Regions from separate parts of the Homo sapiens genome. Here region 1 is linked to region 2. A link is a contact called in ENCODE Hi-C or POLR2A ChIA-PET data. All regions are on one chromosome and are shown on one strand. Each heading gives the region's core, a stretch centred on a gene start or an enhancer-like site at or near the end of the contact. The rest is flanking DNA. Distances are from core to core; before and after follow the strand shown.

Region 1 (6,538 bases), core at 2,181-4,680, 330 kb before region 2:
GTGCTAACTGGACACAAAGCTATACCATAGGAAGGGGGAAGGGCAGAGTATTCAAAGGCCATAAGACAGCTAGTCTTTGACAAGGGACCTCATTTAAGGAGCATGAGTCTCCCTGTCTCACTTCTACCTGGTGGAAGAGTGAGACAAAATTAACTTACATGACTTGAAAGGCTTTTGCAATTTTTGAGGGCCACTGAGTATAAATTTTCCAATAAGCAGCTGTTGGCTTTTGTTCCTGCTGAGGTCTCTCACAAGGCAGCATCAGGTTTGAGTGTCATGGCCTGCCATGGCCCCACTGGCCTTGAGGGTTTCTGTGGCCTATTTTAAGCAATTTTACTGTTCATGGTCCTGGCAAACATATCCATTTTTCTGACAATATTTATAGTCTGATGTAAGTGTGAACTAGATAATGACCTTTTCAAGTCATGGCACAATGTTCTGTTTAAAGTTTTCATTTTTTTGCTCAGAACATCTGCAAGATCCTTTGACCCTTCTGCATGGTCTCTTGGAGATTTTCCTAACTTTCTGACCACTTGTGGGGATAGAGGGGTGAATGATGGGCAGACCCTTCACGTGTCTTGGGTCATGTGAGCATCTGAGCCTACAGAGAACACTCCTTTTGCTTCTGAAGCTCTTGCAGCCCGTTCTGAGAAATGTAATGCTGACCAGTTCATCTCAGGCATTTCTTTCTCTCCGGACATTATAGGATCACCCTCAAAACACGTGTGAGGGCACATACATCATCAGCTTCCCATAGTGAGTAGTTCCTAGGACTTGGATAACATTTCAAGCTTGACATGGCTAAAACAATACCATATCTGCAGTTAACTTTAGGTGACTCACCAGAAGAGCTATTTTAAACAAATTTGTAGCGACTAAGATTACATTTGTTCTATGAAAAACAGACTGAAAGGACAAAAGGCTAATGCAATATTTTTGAAACGCTCTTTTTAAGCTCAATGAAGTCCTGCTGTATTTTCTTGACAGCATCCTAGTTACCAGGCATAACAGGAGGGGCAATAACTGGTATCTAAACCACTCAAGAAACAAGCATGTCTTGACACCATCCAGCAGGAGTATATGTTCATCAGAAGACAGGTTTGTAGAAATAGTGATGGCCATGTTCATCTAGTCACCAGGGATTCTAATGTATTCCCTTTCAAAATAATATTGGTCAGGCTAGAGCTCTGGTAGCCTTGTGAAGGGTATGGTTTACCAGTCACCTGGCCTGCCTTAAGGTCATCTTCAGTTCTCCTGGCAATTACTATACTCTCTTCTCTATCCCAGAGTGCAGACACATTTCTGTATTTAGTTCAAAGAAAATCAACAGCACAAATTCATAGGGATTCCTGACAAAGCCAGAAGGTCAGAGCTAGAAGCAGATTGGGGCTTCTAGCTCTGACCTTTCAGCTGAGACAAGATTTCTAAGGGGAGAAGAATGAACAGATGTGAGGAATGGGGTGCTCTCATGCTACTCAAATGAAGCACAAAGGTAAACACCAACCTCATTATTCTCCTGAGAAGTTGCTTATTTTCCTGGGGTGGGGAACCTGGGGGCAGGCAGAACCTTCAAGGCCTGAGAACTATCAAGAGACTCTTTAGGAGGCGAGGAGAAGCTGAAACCACTATCCCAACCCAGTTCTCCTGAGTTTTCCTTCCTGCTTCGGGTTTCCCACTTCATTTCCCATTGCCGTGGCATCATGTCAGCCCCTACCTGTGAGGAGATACTGACATTTCTTTAGTGTTATACAAACTCCTTCCCTGAACTCTTCTTCACATAGCTGAGATAGGCTGGAACTTTTCCAAAGCCTTTACAAAATACTGAGGGAGAACAACGGGGACATAAACAAGAAAATACATGAAGCATAAACATGGTCAAGCTTGTGCAATATGTTAACAATCATAATATTTAGGGAATGAGACACAGAAGGGAGAAATGTTGTACATAATAACCTTGTTTGATAATTTTTAGGAACTGTATATACTTTATAAGTAATACACATTTATTTTGACATATACAGTATTAATTTTGGTCCTACCATAGCATTCTAGCTCCCATGGTTCACTCCACTTACAGACTTTCCACCTGATTAACTCTGAGACTCTTCCTTCTGTTCCTTTCTATCCCCGTCCCTCCCCAACAGGTCTCACGAACCTTCTGGGAAGAACAACGGGTGATAAGTTTGACCATTCAGTCAATAAATGTGCCAGCTATAATGCCAGACACAGTGATAAGCCATCAGTTACCTTCAATGCTTATCGATACCACTCAAATGCCTTTTCTCTTTGATAGGAGAAAAGACCAAGGGTCATTTCCTTAACACTTCTTTCTGTGTCCATCTAAAAAGTCACTTAGAATTATATGAAAACACACTTAATAGACTCAGTAATCTCTGCCAAGAAAAAGATCTTGGTTGAAAGAATTCTCAGCTACAACAATGACTGCAATCAAAAAGAACTCATTTACATACAAATGGATCTTCCCAAAGAAGGCAAAAAGGAAAATCCCACTTTCTGATTTGGAGCAGCAACAAGCCACTAATATAGTCAAGGCAAGGCAGCCTCTGTCCTCTGGATGCCTCCAATAAGATGACTAAGGGCTTTATCAAGCCCATCTAAGCTTATGACTATATTAATGCTCCAGTGCTCTTTATTTGAGCTCCGAGGAGCCACTGTTTTCCTCATCCCTCTCATCATCTAACCTGAGCTCAAGTATTCTCACCTGGGTGTGATTCAAATGGAGCTAGCCTTTACTTTCCTGGACACTCGTCTTCCTTAATCTGCCTCAGTTTCCTCAAGGAAGACAAAGATAAAACATCTGGAGACACCACAAATGAACCTCATCACAAATGAACCTCAAGCTGAGAAGAGCACTTCTGAGAGGCACTTCCAATACCACCCACTGACACCCAGCAGAGAATAGTCTGTGCTTGGGGAATTTACCTACTGCTACAGTTTTCAGACATCATTGGCCCATAAAGAAAAGACACTTAAACCTATAAGCCTCCTGGGTTTTGCTCTGGAGCCTCACTGGTCAGAGCCTTGCGTGAACTCCCTTGGAAAGTTGTCTGGGATCAAGGAGTCTGCCCTTGAGTCTCAGCAAGGGATGAGGGAGGCAGGACTTAATGGACTGAAAGAGAGAAGCCACCCATGTGGTCCAACAGTTCATCCTAGGAAATGACAGTCCAGTTGGTACACAACTACATAAACTTATATTCCAAAATCCCCCAAATTCACCACCAAGGCACTTGGCTAAGATAACCAATATACAATCAACCTAGAACCGTTTCAAGAATTTATTCCTAAAGAAACAGCAGGTGGCAGCAGAGTTTTACATTTTTTTTTTTTTTTTTTGCCCTTTGGACTGGAATGAAAACAAAGTGTCACGGAATAATCTCCTCATCTCTGAGTCAGCCAATTGGCCCAGAAACGGGCATATTGCCGTCTTGTAACGTGAAGAGTATAGCATCTTCTCAGAGTGGGCTCTGTGCACTTTGACAAGAGAATACAACATCACCCGCCACCCCCAGGCCAGAGACCTGCCTGGTTCTGTAGGCCAAGTAGGAAAATGACTGCCCCAGAATGACCAGATCACAGAGGCTGTGGCCCTGAGTTTCATATTCATTTTCCCAGTATCAAGGTGTTGCTCATTTACAATGTGGAGGCCCTCAAAGAAAACTGAGTATGATTAAGTGGAAGAATGCCTAGGAATTGAGTATACACCTCACAGCATTTTCACCATCTATTATGATATAATCCATGGCAGAAATGTAGGGGCAAAAAAAAGTGGAAAAGGGGAGTTAATAAAATCTGGTTTCTGGTGTACTTAGAGATTTAGAGATCTCTGAAAGCTGCATCACCACCCCACAGCTGCTGCAGCTTGGGCTCAGGAGCAGGCAGTGCCAAGACCACTGTCTGCTTTGGCCTCAAATACCTTCCTTGACTTAGTATTGTGCTTGGCTCCCAACTTCCAAGTTGTAGCTGGAAAGTTTCCATTGTCACAGTGTAGCACCAGAGTTGGAACCCAAGTTTTTGCTGAATTGTTTTGCAGAGCAAATCCAGTTTTGCCTTTAAGAAGTGACTGGTCAGCCGGGAGCAGTGGCTCACGCCTGTAATCCCAGCACTTTGGGAGGCCGAGGCAGGCAGATCACGAGGTAAGGAGATCAAGACCATCCTGGCTAACATGGTGAAACCCTGTCTCTACTAAAAATACAAAAAATTAGCTGGGCGTGGTGGCAGGCGCCTGTAGTCCCAGCTACTCAGGAGGCTGAGGCAGGAGAATGGCGTGAACCCGGGAGGCGGAGCTTGCAGTGAGCCGAGATTGCGCCACTGCACTCCAGCCTGGGTGACAGAGCGAGATTCCGTCTCAAAAAAAAAAAAGAAGTGACTGGTCAGTTTGTTCCATCCCAAAATGGTGATTCAGAACTCTCTCAGACACACCTTAGACTGAGATACTTTTTTTTTTTTCCCCTTAGATTAGAGAAGGAGGATTTCCTTATGTTGCCCAGGCTGGTCTTGAACCCTTGACCTCAAGCAAGGCTCCTGCCTCAGCCTACCAAAATGCTGGGATTACAGGCCTGAGCTGCCTCACCCAGGCTGAGATGTTTAATTTCCATCCAAGAGGAAACTTTCTTATCATTTAAAGTAGAAATGGAAGGATGGAAGAAGGTGGGGGTAGGGCTGGAGGAATTTTAATTGTTATTATTTTTTTTAAGTATGAAACTTGTTCAGGAAAAAGATAAAGTTAAGGACCTTGTCTCCAGGATCCCAAACAGATTTTGCAAACATATATTTGTGGGTTTTCTTTTTGGAAGTAGAGTTGACAGAAAAGTGAGTAGCTTTAACTCTGTAGCAACACAACTCCTGGTGACCAAAGAGAACATTCCTGAAGATCCAGTGGAGGTAGAAGACGTTCATTTATTTACATGACATGCAGCCTCAGCCCCAAACATGTTTTTTGTTTTCTTTTTCTGCAGAAAATATGATTTTGTTCTGACAACTTAAGGACACACTTCACAGCTCTCAGCCCAGAAAGGGTCATTTAAGATTATCTAATAAGGAAAACATTGTATAATTCCTTTGAATGTAATAAACAATATCTTTTGGAGCAACCTGCAGCAAATGTTCCAAATTTCACATCAACATTTAATTCCCCCTCTGTGCGTATGTTCTACACTCCCCAAAAAATGATGTTAAAACATTTAATGCAGTGAATTGACAGCACCAGGAAAATATTTGGGCTGTCTGGAGTTGCCATTATTGGCTTTAATTATGACCTACTGGCTCTTGGGTCCTAAAGCAGCCAGAAAATGAGATATGTGTGCCAAAATATTCATTAGAATTCCCTTCTCAGTCATTGTATAGAAAGAACAAGTTTCCTTCTGGCTCCCATCTTCAGTATTTTAAGTGGAATTATTAATATGCCAGATTTTTTAAAGGATCAGTCAGTAAACAAGATTATGTGCATACCTTGTATTTTGCATTTTAAAAATCTTGAAAAGGTCAAATGTCCCCTTTGCTATCATTGTATTACTGTGAAGAAAGAATTGTTTTTGCAGCTATGGAGTTAACCGGTACTATCCACCCAGGCCTCCTCATCCAAACCCTGCTCTCTGGAACTGACTTGATCCTATACGCTTTGGAACTGAAAGTACTGATGAAGCACAGCTTGGGTCTCCCAAGGAACTAGTCAGAAAGGTGGTTTAATTTCTCCCGCTTTTCAATGTTCATTTCTCCCTGAATATAAGACCTCAGAAGGCTAGAGTCATAGAGGAAGAATCTTTGAGATCCTTGATGCCATGTCCTTATTTTAGAGATGATTAATCTAAAGAGAAATGGTATATTCACTGCTTTACCTTTGTGTTCTGGCATTGAGAAAGAGCAGGTGCTTTTTTTTTCTTTATTTTTTAAACCACAGCATCCTTAGTCGTTACTCTTAAACAGAATTGCCATTTAATGAGCTTATACTATACTGCCAGGCAGGGGTTGTTGCTTTCATCCATGTTATATCATTCATCCTTACAACAAGCCTATAAGGTAAATATTATTATCCCCATTTTATAGCTAATGAAACTAAGACTTGGGTTAAGAGATGTGCCCATAATTACAGGGCTAGGAGGAGGGAGAGTCTGTGTAAACTCAAGGTTGTCTAACTTCAAAGCCTATGTCCTCGACTATACCACTTCCCTGCCCCCATCCTGCCTGCCAAATGAAACAAGGCCAGACTAGAAATCAGTTGGCATATCTTGGGCTCTCACATTGCTTTAATTTTTCAAGTAGTGGGGTGAAGAAAGAGTCCTCCATAGTGATAAAGTGGAGAGAGATGCCTGTGCCCAAGCAGTCTTCACTTACCAGAATGTGCCAAGAGATAAACAGGGACCATATAGATGCAATTCTCCCCTATTAACTACTTGTCATGTTTAACATGACAGTTCACCCTGAAAGCTTTTGAAAGACTTCCCAGTTTTTAATAAAGTTGGCTGATTTGGTCCTGACAATTTGTCTTTCATTTAATAGAAAATTGGAAGGGCAATTTGGG
Region 2 (6,470 bases), core at 1,638-4,137:
TAAAGAATGTTGGTTATAGGAGAGAATCAAGTTTGAAGAGTCTGTGGATGAAAATAGTTTCAATTAGAAGCCATAAAAGGTTACGTATATAACAGAGGCCCCTTTTTTATTTTGCTCAGTGCATTTCTTAGCAGTGGGCTTTGTAGCCAATAAGGAACCTCAGGGAGCTGAACACATATACTTAAGCATTCTTGACCTTCATTTCCTGATCAATTAAGTAAGGCATTGACTAACAGAATCTGTAAGTTTCCTTACAGTTCTAAACTGTGATTCCAATAAAAGCTGGATTAAATACAATCTTGAGAGTTTTTTCTTCTTATGTTTGGTTGTGACTGTAATTGTTTTGGTGGATATAAAAATCAAAGGACTTGGAATATATGCCCTTTTCACCTTTTTGACTTGATATTTCATTTGTTTTTAAAAAGTTAAATTACCTAACATTTCTTCTTATATTTTTAGGATAAAGAGGTGCGAGCCGTTTTCCTTAGATTATTTGCACAACTCTTCCAAGGATATAGATCCTGCCTGCAACTTATAAGAATTCATGCAGAGCCAGTAATACATTTCCACAAGGTAAGATAGAGTACTATATTGTATCTGTCCAAAAAATATATTCTAATTTAATAAAACTACTTGGTTTTTTTTCCGAGCCATTTATTTTGACCTTGATTTATCAAATGTGATTATTTAAAATCTCTGTGTGGTTAGATATCAGTTCTTAATAATAATATGGAACTCATAATATCTTAGAATATGTTAACTTTAAATCAATTTTTCTTTTAAAATTGAATGTTAATTTCTGATTTCTTCTCCTGACATGTAGACAGATTCATTTTTATTCTTTTCAATATATGTAGTATTTCAGAATAACTCTCTTTGAGAGAAATATATTTTATGACAGCATATATTTATACATGAAGGGATTTATATAGGCTTTGATCTTTTTATTGTATTTCTGTTTTGACCATTTGTCCGTTACCAAGTGATAAATTATTATTTCACATTTTCTTTTTTCACAGACAGCATTCTTGGGGCAGCGTGGTTTGGTCGAGAATGATTTCCTCACTAAAGTACTCAGTGGAATGGCATTTGCAGGTTTTGTTTCAGAAAGAGGTCCTCCTTATAGATCTTGTGATCTCTTTGATGAGGTATAGCTCTTATTAAATGAAGGCATTATTTATAGACATAATTAGACTAGTAGTTAAAAGTAAAAAGTAACATTTTCCATATTTATATAGTCAAATATAAATTAGGTATTAAATAATCCCAATGTTATTTATTATGCTTATCAAATCTCGATATTTTAATGTGGATTATAAAAATTACAAAAAATTATAAGATGCCTTGGAAATACATATAATTTTTGAACAACTGAATTTTAAATAATTGAACAATGTATACTACTCAGGTGATGAGTGCACTAAAATCTCAGAATTCGCCACTATGTAATTCATCCATGTAACCGAAAACCACTCATACTCCAAAAGCTACTCATATTTTAAAATATTACATTTTAAAAAATGGTTGTTTAAAATATTTTTGAAAATTTAATAGTGATTGTATAAATAGAAGTCTTATTTTTAAAGGCCCTAATACAGTAATTCTTTTGTCAGTGTTTTAGGGAGAAAGGTCTAATTTGAAGCTAAGATAGCTGAAATTACTTCAAACTGGAGTTACATTTAGTCTATCAAAATCATAGAGCCATAGTTTAAGTTTGTGGCATTCTCACTAATCAATTATCAACATTTCTCTACCTGTCTTAGGAGACATTAAATATATGGAAGACAAATTTTTGTCTCTATCTTCAAGGAATTAGCCATATAAAGGGAGAAATAGGGCAGATGTGACTCAAAATAAGGATGCTGTTTTGCATTTATTGTGCTCTTTTTTAAAAGCATCTTTCCTTTTATCATTTAACTCTATATTCACAGCAGCCCACTCTGGTGGATAGAACAAGAATATTATTCTCATTTCAATTTTTGAAAGAGTACTATATTAGAACCAAAAATGTAAAAAGTTTCTTGAAATCTATAAAAGAACAACACTCCTAGAACCCAAGATATTGGAGAATCGTGGCAGTGATCATGTTTTGCTTCTGGTGATTTTCTTTTATATAGAGAAGGTAGGAATCAAGGTCTTAAATATCTTTGGTTCAGAGGAGAAGGATCTTTTATTTTTTGTAAAGATAGTGAAGTATTCACAGGTAAGAATTTTTAAAGAAGAGGCACATATTTTAGTTCTGTGTAGAATATGTTTACTGCATCAGATGCTTTAATTAAAAACACAAAGCATATGAAGATTTAGGAAACATCCTGAGGTGGACAAGTTTTTCTAATCAATTATTGGTCATTGATTCTCTAATATTACCATCTAATATGATTGGTTATTGATTCTACTAACATATCAGCCTTTAGATTCTGTACTAAGTAATTCATAACATAATATTTTATGGGATTAAAATAGATGCTCTCCAAGGTCTTTTCTAGCACCTACATTTTGTTAGTCTTTGAAGCTTTATGAATAGTAACATTGGTTTATATACTCTTTCTTTTCTATTCAAATTTATCTTCCTCTGACAGCTTCATCACAACTAAAAAGTGAGATTAGTTACTTGCAGAAAACTTGCTTGCCACAGCCTCTATTTTTGTAGGTCTTTCCCTTGCTTGGAGTGCCCTCCTCTGTTCTTCATACTCTGCTCTTATCTCACCATCTCTTCCAAACTCTCCCAAAGTCGTTGACTCTGAGAGCCACTCGACTGCGTTAGGCTTCATTTTGTCTCTAACTTTATATGGTAACTTATTTTTTATTTATTTATTGTTTGTACAAATATAGTCTAGATTGGAAACAATGATAAGGCAAGGACTCTGTCCAAGGTTCCTACTGAGTCACCCCTTAGTGTTCATCCAGTTCTCTGTTTGGCCTACAGTGGTGACTTTGGGTGTCTTACTTATGTTACTTGACTGCCAGCTAATCATATGTATGTATCAGTCAAGAGCCTAAGAAAAATGAGCCATCAGAACTAAATAATTTCTCATTCTACCCTCTTTGGCCGTTTGCATGGGAATGCTTTGGTAGAAAAATAGCATTTGCTCCTGGGAAAGTGATCCTTGTTTTCACTTAGCCTGAGGCAGCCTACCACAATGGGGTGTTATGGGGGCTTTGAGAGGCAGCTTGCATTGTGCATGGCCTTGTCCTCACACTTCCATCAGATAGATGTCTTAGAATGAAAAGAATGTTTGCCCTTGACAGTCTTTCTTTATCCTAGCCTAGAATAGGTAAGCCATAGTTTTATATGCCTATGCAGTGAGTCTATTAGTTCCTAGAAGAATCCTGTATTGTACCTTTTTATTTTTGTCATCCATCTATTTACCCCCCCACAATTTTTTTTTTCTGTCAGCCTTCTTTTCTTTACCCCTAAGTATACAGACTCACACAGTTCTCCCAGTAAATTAGTTAATAAAGAGATAGTTTGAGAACTAGAAGGAGTCTAAGGGTCATCTTGTTCTTCCATCTTATTTTAGAGATGAGAAAACTGAAGCTTAGGAGTTTAAGTGCCTTGTCCCAGATCACACACTGTCAGCAGAGCTAGGACTAGAGTCTGAGCATCCTGACTTGAACATTTGGTTCATGTTTTGTGAGTTAAGGAAATGTTTAGACACTTTCTGACTGTCTGAATTTCTCTGACTGAGGCCTGTGGAATGACAGGGTCTCTCTGAGTTCCAGAAATGACTTTTCCCTAGAAGAAATAGGGCCCTAAATCCTCAGGGAGGAACCACTAGACAATTCAAGGGTTTGATTGACCCTGTAACCCCAGAATGGAGGTGAAACCCCAAAACCTGAAATATTTTGTTTTAAAAATAATGTATATGTTGGATTTTTTTGGCTTGCAAATTGTATGAAATTATCACAGTTTTTGAATTTGGCATATTTTGGAATTGATGTTTTGCCATTTGATTCTTTTTCCTAGTTGGTAGCCTTTGAAGTAGAGAGAATTAAAGTTGAAGAAAATAACCCAGTGAAGATGATAAAGCATGTCAGGGAACTTGCTGAGCAACTATTCAAAAATGTAAGTAAGTATATTTATTTAGACAGTCATTAATTTTATTTATTTATTTATTTTTCCGTAAGTTATTGGGGTACGGGTGTTACGTGGTTACGTGAGTGAGCTCTTTAGTGTTGATTTGTGAGATTTTGGTGCACTCATCACCCAAGCAGTATATACTGCACCATATTTGTAGTCTTTTATCCCTCGCCTCCCTCCCACTCTTCACCCCAAGTCCCCAAAATTTATTGTATCATTCTTATGTCTTTGCGTCCTCATAGCTTAGCTCCCACGTATCAGTGAGAACATACAATGTTTGGTTTTCCATCCCTGAGTTACATCACTTAGAATAATAGTCTCCTATCTCATCCAGGTTACTGCAAATGCTGTTAATTCATTCCTTTTCATGGCTGCACAGTATTCCATCGTGTACGTGTGTGTGTGTATGTGTATGTATGCATATGTATATATATATATATATTTGGCACAGTTTCTTTATCCACTCATTGATGGGCATTTGGGTTACTTCCGTGATTTTGCAATTGTGAATTGTGCTGCTGTAAACATGCATGTGCAAGTATCTTTTTCGAAGAATGACTTCTTTTCCTCTGGGTGAAACCCCGTAGTGTGATTGCTGGATCAAATGGTAATTCTACTTTTAGTTCTTTAAGGAATCTCCACATCATTTTCCATAGTAGCTGTACTAGTTTACATTCCCAACAGCAGTGTAGAAGTGTTCCCTGTTACCACATCCACTCCAACATCTACTGTTTTTTTATCTTTTGATTATGGCCATTCTTGCAGAAGTAAGATGGTATCGCGCTGTGGCTTTGATCTGCATTTCCCTGATCATTAGTGATGTTGAGCATTTTTTCATATGTTTATTGGCTATTTGTATACCTTCTTTTGAGAATTGTCTATTCGTGTCCTTAGCCCACTTTTGGATGGGATTGTTTTTTTCTTACTGATTTGTTTGAGTTTGTTGTAGATTCTGGATAGTCGTCTTTTGTCAGATGTATATAGATTGTGAAGATTTTCTCCCACTCTGTGGGTTGTCTGTTTACTCTGCTGACTGTTCCTTTTGCTGTGCAAAAGCTCATTAATTAGGTCCCAGTTATTCATCTTTGTTTTTATTGCATTTGCTTTTGGGTTCTTGGTCATGAAATCCTTGCCTAAGCCAATGTCTAGAAGGGTTTTTCCAATGTTCTAGAATTCTTATAGTTTCAGGTCCTAGGTTTTAAGTCCTTAATCCATATTGAGTTGATTTTTGTATAAGGTGAGAGATGAGGATCCAGTTTCATTCTCCTACATGTGGCTAACCAATTATCCCAGCACCATTTGTTGAAAAGGATGTCCTTTCCCCACTTTATGTTTTTGTTTGCTTTGTCAAAGATCAGTTGGCTGTAAGTATTTAGGTCTATTTCTGGGTTCTCTATTCTGTTCCATTGGTCTATGTTTTTATACCAGTACCATGCTGTTTTGGTGACTATGGCCTTATAGTATAGTTTGAAATCAGGTAGTGTGATGCCTCTAAATTTGTTCTTTTTGCTTAGTCTTGCTTTGGCTATGCGGGCTCTTTTTTAGTTCCATATGAATTTTAGAATTGTTTTTTCTAATTCTGTGAAGAATGATGATGGTATTCCGATGAGGATTGCATTGAATTTGTAGATTGCTTTCAGTGGTATGGTCATTTTCACAATACTGGTTCTACCCATCCATGAGCATGGGATGTGTTTCCATTTGTTTGCATTGTCTGTGATTTTTTTCAGCAGTGTTTTGTAGTTTTCCATGTAGCGGTCTTTGGACTCCTTTGTTAAATATATTACTAAGGATTTTAACTTTTTTGCAGCTATTGTAAAGGGGTTGAGTTCTTGATTTGGTTCTCTGCTTGGTCGCTGTTGGTTTATTGAAGAGCTTCTGATTTGTGTACATTAATCTCAGATCCGGAAACTTTGCTGAATTCTTTTATCAGTTCTAGGAGCTTTCTAGAGGAGTCCTTGGGGTTTTCAAGGTAAATGATTATAACCGTCAGCAAACAGTGACAGTTTTACTTCCTCTTTACCGATTTAGATGCCCTTTATTTCTTTCTCTTGTCTGATTGTTCTGGCTAGGACTTCCAGTACTATGTTGAAAAGGAGTGGTGAGAGTGGGCACTTGTTCCAGTTCTCAGAGGGAATGCTTTCAACTTTTCCCAATTCAGTATTATGGTGACTGTGGGTTTGTTATAGATGGCTTTTATTACATTAAGGTATGTCCCTCGTATGCCAGTTCTGCTGAGAGCTTTAATCATAAAGGGATGCTAAATTTTGTCCAGTGCTTTGTCTGCATCTATTGAAATGATCATTTGATTTCTGTTTTTTATTTTGTTTATGTGGTGTATCACATTTATTGGCTTGTATGTTAAATTATCCCTGCATCCCTGGTATGA

The links. Hi-C counts contacts between places; a loop is a spot of excess contacts on that map. ChIA-PET counts read pairs that join two places held with the same protein, here RNA polymerase II (POLR2A). Pooled maps may share reads with other maps.
Region 1: a loop to region 2 is called in a map of Caco-2, with 8 times the contacts of the local background. The contact joins two enhancer-like sites. A Hi-C loop is called at or near these places in 10 of 168 maps with a recorded cell type or tissue (Caco-2, K562, PC-3 and 7 more), 5 of 37 single-sample maps with no recorded cell type and 17 of 50 pooled maps. POLR2A ChIA-PET finds 5 or more read pairs at or near these places in 2 of 52 experiments (H1 and Panc1).

Annotation. Positions count from the first base shown.
Region 1 is chr11:10,319,988-10,326,525 of GRCh38, reverse strand. All of the region lies in intron 1 of CAND1.11 (a long non-coding RNA gene), which reads right to left. Among named protein-coding and RNA genes, the nearest start is that of CAND1.11, 15 kb to the right of the region's middle. Within about 2 kb of position 3,430, at least 20 of the 41 ENCODE cell types and tissues checked have a DNase peak (open chromatin) inside an H3K27ac peak, as active enhancers do; they include Panc1, where a contact is called at or near this core.
Region 2 is chr11:9,987,093-9,993,562 of GRCh38, reverse strand. It overlaps SBF2 (SET binding factor 2), which reads left to right. Exons shown (of 40, transcript NM_030962.4): 11 at 460-573; 12 at 1,020-1,148; 13 at 3,968-4,066. Among named protein-coding and RNA genes, the nearest start is that of LINC02709, 230 kb to the right of the region's middle. Within about 2 kb of position 2,887, at least 2 of the 41 ENCODE cell types and tissues checked have a DNase peak (open chromatin) inside an H3K27ac peak, as active enhancers do; they include Panc1, where a contact is called at or near this core.